4 separate regions of the Mus musculus genome follow, and all the other regions are linked to region 4. A link is a loop called in an ENCODE intact Hi-C map of the cell type or tissue named here. Cell type or tissue: gastrocnemius. All regions are shown on one strand. Region 1 overlaps Cenpp (centromere protein P). Region 2 overlaps Cenpp (centromere protein P). Region 3 overlaps Cenpp (centromere protein P). Region 4 overlaps Ippk (inositol 1,3,4,5,6-pentakisphosphate 2-kinase).

Evidence for each region. Hi-C counts contacts between places; a loop is a spot of excess contacts. Peaks named below come from ENCODE experiments on the same cell type or tissue, not always from the same donor. Only the 100,000 strongest peaks of a DNase experiment are listed, where the experiment ranks them.
Region 1: it touches region 4 in a loop (3-fold over the local background); 4 of 42 quality-filtered maps call a loop at or near these places.
Region 2: it touches region 4 in a loop (2.3-fold over the local background); 6 of 42 quality-filtered maps call a loop at or near these places.
Region 3: a loop joins it to region 4, with 2.4 times the contacts of the local background. A loop is called at or near these places in 6 of 42 quality-filtered maps.

The regions. Positions count from the first base shown.
Region 1 is chr13:49,558,236-49,560,735 of GRCm38, reverse strand. The region is part of intron 5 of Cenpp (centromere protein P); the gene reads left to right. Aspn (asporin) reads right to left here. Exons shown (of 8, transcript NM_025711.3): 5 at 1,835-1,945. Among named protein-coding and RNA genes, the nearest start is that of Aspn, 15 kb to the right of the region's middle. In gastrocnemius, a CTCF peak has its summit at 1,383 (motif pointing left); a DNase peak (open chromatin) is centred at 1,356.
Region 2 is chr13:49,513,833-49,516,332 of GRCm38, reverse strand. All of the region lies in intron 5 of Cenpp (centromere protein P), which reads left to right. Ecm2 (extracellular matrix protein 2, female organ and adipocyte specific) reads right to left here. Exons shown (of 10, transcript NM_001012324.3): 2 at 1,234-1,539. The coding sequence starts at 1,510. Among named protein-coding and RNA genes, the nearest start is that of Ecm2, 10 kb to the right of the region's middle. In gastrocnemius, no CTCF peak of the experiment used is centred here; no DNase peak of the experiment used is centred here; H3K4me3 peaks cover 174 bases; H3K27ac peaks cover 1,640 bases.
Region 3 is chr13:49,521,334-49,523,833 of GRCm38, reverse strand. All of the region lies in intron 5 of Cenpp (centromere protein P), which reads left to right. Ecm2 (extracellular matrix protein 2, female organ and adipocyte specific) reads right to left here. Exons shown (of 10, transcript NM_001012324.3): 5 at 943-1,058. Among named protein-coding and RNA genes, the nearest start is that of Ecm2, 18 kb to the right of the region's middle. In gastrocnemius, no CTCF peak of the experiment used is centred here; no DNase peak of the experiment used is centred here.
Region 4 is chr13:49,448,392-49,450,891 of GRCm38, reverse strand. Ippk (inositol 1,3,4,5,6-pentakisphosphate 2-kinase) reads right to left here. Exons shown (of 13, transcript NM_199056.4): 10 at 1,505-1,655; 11 at 809-911. Among named protein-coding and RNA genes, the nearest start is that of Ippk, 28 kb to the right of the region's middle. In gastrocnemius, no CTCF peak of the experiment used is centred here; a DNase peak (open chromatin) is centred at 1,253; H3K27ac peaks cover 1,647 bases.

The DNA.
Region 1 (2,500 bases), 110 kb before region 4:
AGATATGAATTAAACTAGTTCTTTCCTGAGATCTCCCCATTTTTACTTTATCTTTCAAAAAAGTGAAAAGATACTTTAATTTTTTAATATTAAATAAAATTATTTAATTGCAATGAACATGCAAATAGAAACATCACATAACTAGATAATGGTGATCATTCAAATAAACAGTTGGTTCCAAACTTTACATATTTCAGTGAATTTCTATACAGTTATAATCGCCATTCTGAAGCCATGGATCCTCACTTAGGATTTTACATTCTCTCTCTCTTTCTCTCTCTCTCTCTCTCTCTCTCTCTCTCTCTCTCTCTCTCTTTCTCTTTCTCTCTCTCTCTCTTGAAATAGATTCTTCTCTTACAGAATACATTCTGACCAAAGTTTCCCTTCTCTCCACTCCCCACTCACCTCCTCTCACCCCCAGACCCACTCCCTCTCCATTTCTTCTCAGGAAAGAGCAGGCCTCCAAGAGACAACCACCAAACATGACCAAACAAGGAACCTGGAGGCAGGAACTTATGCAGAGGCCATAGAGGGATGCTGCTTATTGGATTGGTTCCCCTGGCTTACTCAGCTTGCTCTCCTATAGAACCCAGGACTACCAGCCCAGGTATAGCACCACCCACAGTGCCCTCCCGCCCTTGATCACTAATTGAAAAAAATGCCTTATAACTGGATCTCATGGAAGCATTTCCTCAAGGGAGCCTCCTTTCTCTGTGATAACACCAGCTTGTGTCAAGTTGACAAACAAAACCAGCCAGTACAATTCCCTTGATAATTTAATTTTATATCTATAGGTTTTGCTGCATGTATTTCTATCTGGGGAAGTCAGAATGGGGTTGTGATCAGTCTTGTGGGCAGCTAAGAATTAAACCTGGGTTCTCGGAAAGAACAGCCAGTGCTCTGAGCGCTGCTGAGCCATCTTTCCAGTTCCATATAAATTCATTTGTATTTAAAATATCATATTCCCTATCCTGTACTCTTTGTTTTGTTTACTTTGAATCAGAGTAGTAGAAAGGGATAGGTTGTTGTTTTTATTGGTAGATACTGATATTGAAACAAATGGTATTGATGTGGGTTATTTCTGATCCAGATAGTCATCAACACAGAAAACATCAGGTAACAAGTTCAGAAGTAAGACAATCTAGCACAGTGAAGGAACATTTTTTCTTTGAGTTCCTGCTTCAGTCCTATGAATCAGGACGGAAGGTTCTGGGCTCCTTTTAGTAAGGTTGTTGATATGTACTGTGTGCCACAGAGTCTTCAAGCCTTTCACTGTATTAGCATGCTAATCTTCACTATACCCCTGGGAAGATGTCTCAGCTCTTTGAGACTGACAAATTCTTCGTGCCAAAGCCAGTGCTGCCCCCATCTGGCCTCACAGTCTCTGTCCCCCTCAGCCATAGCAGCACAGCTAGTGATAAGGTTCTTTCCCCATTCAACCTACTCTGCTGTTTACAGAATTTTCCACCTCTATAGAGGTTTAGAAGAATAAATGTCAGAAAAAAAAAGAAGAAAAATAGAAATATCATTGCTTTTTAGTGTTTGTTCTTACTGGGAAAAAAAGATTATGGTTTAATGTCAAAAAGATCACTATGTATTCCTCTCTGTATGGGGAAAAGTATTAAATGTCATACTGGTCAGATACGCTGGCCCTGGGACCTCTGACTGTAGATAGTTCTGACAGTGTAGACTGTAGTATTTTACATCTGAGGAATTAATGTCAGATAATATATAACAATGTTTACTTATTGAAAGATTGTCCTTTTGTTTGTTTTTCAAGACAGGGAAAAGATGTTTTTTAAAACACCATATTTTGAGTAAAATAAATACAAACCTTTTGGAATTGAGGTTAGTTTTGCTTCAGCGATCCTGATATGGAATACTGTCACCCCTTCAAATGCCCCTGGTTCTATCCCGTTGTTCTCAAGAGGGTTTGCACTCATTTCTGTGAAAGAAATGACATGATTTAGCACAAATCAGTTATGGAAACTCACCACAGAGGATACCTCTGAAGAATATTGGAGAAGTGTGCTCTTCAGTATTCATATTTCCACTCATTATACCTACTTGTGTGTATCTTCTTTCTGTAGACCTCAGGAAAACACTGCTTTTAATTTTGTAAACTGGAATATATAGCAAGTCTTTATTTTTTGTTTCTTTCTTTTGAACCAACTGAGTTGATGACATTACTTTCCACTGTACCATAAGCATGATGGTTTGTCCATTTATAATAATAATGCAGCAGGGGGAAAGAACTTTTTACATAATTAAGGGTATTTGTGTTTGCCATTTTGTTACCTCTCAAACAGTTTGGGTGCGTGTGCACGCATTCATGGAGGCCAGAGGTTACTCTTGGATGTCATTCCTGAGGTGCTCCCCGATTTTTTTCATGGTGTTTTAAGTTGACATAAAGTAATTACACATAACTATCTTAGATTGGTTTGTTTGTTAAGATGGGTTTGGTTGGGTTTGGTGGTTGTTGTTGTTGTTTTGTTTTTGT
Region 2 (2,500 bases), 65 kb before region 4:
TCCTCTAAAACTAGAGTTATACATTGTTGTTAACTACTTCATGGGTGCTAGGGACTGAACCTTGTTTTTATAGAAAAACATCAAGGGCTCTTAACCACTGAGCCATCTCTCCAGTCCCTAAGTATTTTTTTTAATAAATAAAATAGTCCATTTCATAAAAAGTTATGTTTGTGCCAACAAGAATGGCACAAACTGTGGAAGGAGAAAATTGACTTCTTAGGGCATTGTTTGACCTTTACATGTGTGCTTTGGCATGTGGCACCCACACATACAAATATGTACACACAAGTAATAAAAATTTAAATGAATGTTAAAATATTAAGAAGGTGAAATCATATTATGCATGTTAGTTTGGGGGCTTTTCATTTCCTTTTATAGTTTAAGTAACTTTCAGTTAATTGTCTTTATTATTCCTTAGCGCTTACTGGACACATGTCCTTTAGGTTTTTAGCAAATATAGCCTAATTTCCCCTTTTTTCATATAATTTTGTTATTTCTGTTAACTTCATGAAAGAATAAGAGTTATGAAATAAGGATATAGTGATATTTTATTCTATATGTCAAGGTTTTCTTTAATGGTAACATACCTATATTATGTTTGCATTTTTTCTTCCAAACTTAGAAAATCACTAATCATTAAATACTAGTTTCAAAAAATAATTACTTGAGAACTGTGGCAGAATTTCCAGTCTTTTCATCCTTTAAAAAGTCAGTATTCTGTGTAAAATAAATTTAGTGGTTTCATTCCATTTTTACTTAACAAAGCTTTATCTTGAAAATATTTAAATAGAAGCCAGGCATGGGGTGGTGGCACACGCCTTTAATCCCAGCACTCGGAAGGCAGAGGCAGGTGGATCTCTTGAGTTTAAGACCAGCCTGGTCTACAGAGCAAGTTTCAGGACAGCCAGGGCTATACAGAGAAACCTGGCTCAAAAAAGCAAAAAGCAAACAAACGATTAAATACCCCTGGGTCAAAGTTATTTGATTGCTTCCACTCTAGACAATGTCTTAATAAGTGAAAGGCGTTTTACTGATTGACATGTACATTGTTTGTGTTGTGAATATGATCACTTGACCTTTTCCAATAATTTTGTATAAGTATGTTCCTTGAATACTTTTTACAATTCTTTTTAATTTTGTGTTTATATATCAGAAGGTAGCATAAAACTTTATTCTGTTTTTCCTATATAGTTTAGCTCATGGAGACATTTTCTCCCTCACACATTCTCTTACCTGGTAAAACACTGTAACTTGATTCTACTCCAAGATTACTTAGAAGCGATTCTATGTTTTCTTCCACACTGTAATCAGAGTTGGCAGTGGGTAGTCTAGCATCTGGAGCAGCAGTGGTTTGCTGAACTTCAAGCTGCCTGTTGGCTCTGAGGTGGAATGAAGAGCTTTTCCTGAGTCTTCTCTGATGCATCCTTCTCCTTTGCCTCCTAGTACCTCGTTCACAATCAGTTTGAAGAACAATAAGCAGAATGAAACAAAACAACACTGCTAGCTTCATGCTTGATTTTTTTTTTCCACCAAGAACTTCTAAAAGGAAAAAATTTAAAGTTATTAGTAACTCCATTCTTAGTTCCAGAAGTTGACTTTGTTGTCTTTGGGAGGCTGCGAAAGTCTTTGAGGAGCAACAGCAGTGTGATGTGTGGTCTGGATCCTGCAGTTTATTGCTGAGTCAAAGTTTGGAATATCTGTCTCTCTAGACCAGGCGTGAGCAAGGTTTTTCTATAAAGGGTCAAATAGTAAATACCTAACCCTTTATAGATTATTTTTCTGTCTTAGCTATTTAGTTTTACTATGTAGTCTGGAATCATCCATAGATGTTGGGTGACTGTGACTGTGTTCCAGTAAAAAGAAAATTACAGGAAATGGCAATGTCCACAGCAACAAACCCCCTGGACCCCCAAGTACTAGAGTTTGATCAGTCTCTGTCTCCTAGGGTGTTCTATGGGTATCACCCACACCTCTTCTGACACTTTCATCACTTATTTTCTTTGCTGGGGAGCAATGCATGGTTATCGTTCATAAAAGTAGCTATGAAACAGGACACTTGCTTGTGTACCTGTGCATATCAAAGCAAGAGGTCAACACCAGGTGACTTCCTCACTCTGAACCGAGAGCTCACTGGTTGACCTTCCTGGCTTGCCAGCATCTAGAGATCTGCCTGTCTCCACCCCAGCCCCACCCAGCACCACAGTTACAGCTGTGAAATCGAAATTGTCTTGATTTTGCCGTAAGCTCTTTACCCACTGAGCCATTTCTCTAGCCCTGAACTTTTCTTGTTTTTAAGGAAAGTGAAGCTTTCCATGAGGAGGAGTATGCATACAGGCACATGGGCATCAGAGGACCACCTCAATGTCCTCCTCAGAAATGCAGTTCACTTTCTTCGCTACAAGGTCTTTCATTGACCTCAGGCTTAACAATTAGGCCAGACTGTCTAGCCATTGGGTGTCAGGGAGCCTTAGGTCCCCACCTCTATTACTGCAGTTACATA
Region 3 (2,500 bases), 73 kb before region 4:
CACCAGGACAAAGAGCCCCAAACCAAGAAGCAGATAATCTATGACATTTCTCTTACTCAATTATAGGATAAATCTATGACCCTCTATGCCAACTGTTATTTGATCAGAGGGAAAGAGAATATGAAGCAGGTACTGGGGAGTCCCCTCATCTGCCTGTCTAGACTCCCAGAGAACTAGGAAAGTGGCCAGTCATTTGTTTCCAGGGCAGATGAAGGGCCGTGGCCATTATTCAATAGGTGAAAATTTAACCTAATGACAAACAGTGTGCTTTACTTAAAACTTTACACATATAAAATAAGTGTTCTCTTTTATGCACACCAACTTTGCCTCTCTATTTTTTCACCTGAAATTCCTTGAGCTTTCAGTATTTTCTCGTTTTGCAAAAGAATTGTTCAGTCAAATCTGTTTTCTTCAAAGGTTACCTTTGAATATTTGCTGTCCTTTCTCTTCCACTCTGTTTCCTCGTCTATCTAGTGCTGGTTTTCATACACGTGAATGCTTTTTTTTTTTTAACTTTCCCTGCCAAAATATTTTCCACCATATTCAGTCCACTGTGCAAAAGTAAGAAAGCTTCATTTTACTGGCCTAACCATTTTAATAGAGGCTCTAGATAAACTCACCCTTATTACTTACTGGACAGTTCTTTACATGCTGAGAGACCAGGTTTCAGTGAATCTTGCCCTACTAAAAAGAAGCTAGTCCTTAGATTCAAAACATTAGTTATGTCTGATCTTACTGTTACTGTCATCTCATAAGGTTAACATATGTAAAGCAACAAAGCTAATCGAGAGAGAAGCTGCCATAACCTAAGGACATCAGAGAAGAAACTTCATGTAGAAGAAGATTAGCAATAAAAGCCTTTCTGCTCATTTTTTTTTCCTTCCCCACCTCCAACCACAACCAATAGGAGTCATATTGCTACATACTAATGGAAGTATGTACCTTGAATGCTTTTGGACCTATGCCCGAAGAAGTGATATTATTTCTGCTCAGATCAAGTCTTTCCAAATTTGGTAATCCATTAAATGCTTCATCCGGAATGGAGATGATCGAATTCCCTAGGATGTACAGTAGTTGTATTAGACACATACACATATATATAGACATGTACATATATACTCATATGTGTGTGCATGTCTCTGTATACATGAATGGTAAGAGAAAGCTTTATATTGGAAAGTAGAGCAATATCCAAAACAAGGACAGAAAATATATAAACAAATGCACACTTGGAAAAAAATAACAAGATTGGAATGGGACAGACAAAAGTGTGTCTGGGTCAGGACCTCATGATTCAGATAATGCTGCTACAACTAACCAGCTGTCTCTTGGGAAGGGATAGTAGCATTGTGCATTCACAACAAAGATGTGTTTCTGTGAGGCGAGACAGAAACTGACTGCTTCCTTTATATTTTTCCATTGCCATGTCTATGGACTTAGAAATGTGATGCTCTATATATCCAAGAAATCAGTGAAAATTCCTCAGTGTCTGTGAGCATGTTTCCTCTCTGTATAAGCTTAGGGAAATCCTATCTCATATACCCCACCATATCTGATAGTATACCTTTCTGTCTTCAAGCTAAAGGATCCTACATCTTTCTATTTTATGTACTTGTGTCTTAACATTTGTCTAAGTACAGTCATCAATGGTTTTAAACATCTTCTTGTAAGACAATGACTGCATAACCCTTTATGGTTATTCCTTTGACTTCAGTCTTTCACTGAGTTTCTGTAAGGCAGAGGGTGCCTGCCACATAGGCCCACGGGAGAAGGCTTTTCAGGTATGCAGGTTCTTTCAGTGATTTTACATGAAAAGCTATTGTCAAGAAGACCATGACACCAATAGCATCCCATTGCAAACTTCCATTCCTGCACATATGTCTTGGGCCCATCCAGACCTTCTCACCTCTGCATCCTAAGGGAATCCCTGCCATGGTATCTATAAGCCAGGCACTCACACAAATGAGATGCTAATACTCAGAGCATCCCCCAGTAGCCTGATAGAAATATAGGCAAAAGGTCTGGATACCACATTCTCGTTGGAATGGCTAAAGGAAAGAAAGCAACTGCTGATACCCTCTGCTGAGGTTGTAGAATAGCTTCTTGTGACAATGGAACAGCCAACTTAAAAAGTGTTGGATAGTTTCTTAAAAATATGTGTAATGAGAAATGAAGGTATAGGCCACCACAAACATCTGTATGTGTATGTTTTAGCAGTTATAGACAAAATTGCCATAAACTAAACAAAAAAAAAACAAACAAATCATTCTCTGGCTGATTTATACAATAGGGCACTGCTAAGAAACAAAGGAACAGACTAGTGATTTTTAAAGCATTATAAGTCTAACTGCAAGGCTACTTACTGTGTGATTCAATTTAGTAAAACTCAGAAATCAAATTAATAAACAAGGAAAACAGGTCAGTTTCATGGTGGCCAGCAACTGAAGGACATGAAGATACGAGGAATTTGTGGAAATAATGGAAATATTTTTTTATCTGA
Region 4 (2,500 bases):
CTCCACATTCTAACACGTTCTCAGGCTTTGTGTCCAGTTCCCAGCAACATCTCAAAACTACACAGTAGCATCATGATGGGAAATGAGCATGACTCTGACATGTCCTGTTACATCCTCCACGTCCACATATAATGGCTTGCCATTACCACGGAGACTCTGAACTTCCACAAGTATCTCCCCTTCCCAAACCCTAGGAACAAGCAATCCATGTCATTTTCAAAGAGTGCTCTGCACACACAGTCATCACTGGACCCTTTGAGAACTGTTCTGTTGGTCAGAAGTACTCCCCTGATCTATCCATGCAACAAATGCGGTGGAGTTGCAAATGTGATTTCTAACCTAGTACAGTCACATGCTGACAACACGGGGGTTACAATAGTTCTTACCTCAGCAACAGAGCACTGTGAACGTCTTTGTACAGTTCTAGGGCGAGCACAGGTCCTCATTTCTCTAGGTACATCTGACATGAAAACCTGACTACCCAGCAGCCCATCTCAGAGCCACTTCCTAGGCACCAGAACTTTTTTTTATGTTCCCAATGGAATTATTTCAGCCAAGGAAGACAGTCAACAGGATCTAAAAGATGAGGCCCAGGGCCACCAAGCACCAAGGCCTGCGTCTGGCCTGTTAGGACCAAGAGAAATTCCACGTGGGCCCTGTATTATGGTCACCTGCCCCCCCCCCCCCCCCCCCAAGAAACAGTGCAGCCTTCTCTGCTTTAGATCTAAGTTCTGGGCTGCCACTGCTGTGAAGGGGAGAGTAGGGAAACTCTCAGGAAGACATGGGGCTTCTCAATGGGTCTACTCACCTTTGTTAATGCAAAGGCCACTGTCCCATCATCCTCAGTGGACAGATCAAGCAGTTTCTGGTAAAATACTTCATCATAAGGCCCATCTATCTGTAATGTTTTCCTGAAGAAAAAGCACCAAAACCAAATCAGCAGGGTGACAAAGCTCTAAGTACTTTCAGTCACAAATATGTTCTGTATCACACAACGTAGCCCAACAATCACATTGTTTGAAAGGCACCGAAAAGATCTACTGCTTTCTCTCATTAAGCCTGATTCTGCAACATCAAGATCTTCCACAAAACCCAGGGCTGCAGGAGGCTGCGGCTCAGCTTAAGCTGTTCACCAAGAAAAGGCCAATGATGTACAAAAAGAACCCTGCCCGTGAGATAGTGCAGGCCCTAAGCGTGGCAGAGACGGCTAAGGAGCTACACTATGTCAGTGTTCCAGAAGCAGCCTGTGGGACAACACTGCCCTCTACAGGCCAGGCCCTGACATAGGATATCAGAATGGTTGCATTCATACATGCTTTATTTCTAGTGTCTTAGTGACCATGAATCTCAGAGACCCTGGCACACCCAAACAAGGGACTTCCTGGACAGAGCTGGTTGTAGGCACCTCCTAGAGCCAGGTTCTAGGAGCTGTTTTGTTCTGGAGTCAGGCAACCTTGATCCCAGCCTAGCCTAGCCTCATAGCTTCCTCTGGTGCCAGCCTCACCTCTCCTCAGGAAACTCCTCCAGGTATTGCTCAACCCGTTTGTACAGAGGGTAGAGGCCTTCGATGTCCAGCTGGTCCAACATCTGCACCTGGAGGGTTTTGTACAGAAGACAGCCCTTCGGTAACCCCGAGTGCTCTGAGGTGTTTTTTCCTACCAAGAACATCAGGGGAGAACGAGAGCAGGTTTATTATCAACTCTTGAAGACTGTGGAGGGAGACCCAGGCCTGCACAGACAGCAGAGCTCACTCTGGGCAGCACGACGAGGCCTACAGGCTCCAGCCTAGCACTGAGGCAGATTTGCACACCTCACAAAGGAGCAAGGCTGACTGACCTCAGACCACCCTCAGGACCCAGTGGCTCTACACACACACACACACACACACACACACACACACACACACACACACAAAAGATAGAGACAGCGTCTCTCCCTTTGGCCCTGGTCTGTCCAAACACCAACTCAGAATACCCTTTAACTCCATCACATGCCCTAGAAGTCACTTTATATTTAAAATTAACGGTAATCCTACATGAGATAAAGGTCAGAACTACAAGAAAACCATTCAGACATTCTCAAACCCTCATAGACCAATTGGGGTTTCCAGAGTCAAAAAACATTAAGTCCACACAGGGGCAAGATCTGGCTGCCACAGGAAAAGCTAAACATACAGAGCCATGGACTGTGGTTAGGACCTTGGCAAGGTCCCATCCGTCCCCTCTGGGACAGATGAAGAAGCAAAGCTCCATCCTTCACTCATGCACTCACAATGATGTGTACAGTGCCTTCTCAACCGAGCCTGACATCCCTGACCATCTCTCAGAATCCACTAAAGGCAAAAACGGGAGAGGGAACAATGTATACTCAAGCAGCACTCCAGCTAGACATTCGCAGCCACATAACATGCCCTGGGTCAAGATAGCAGGAGACGAGTGAGGTAACCCAATCACAAAGGAACTCTCACAATATGTACTCACTGATAAGTGGATATTAGCCC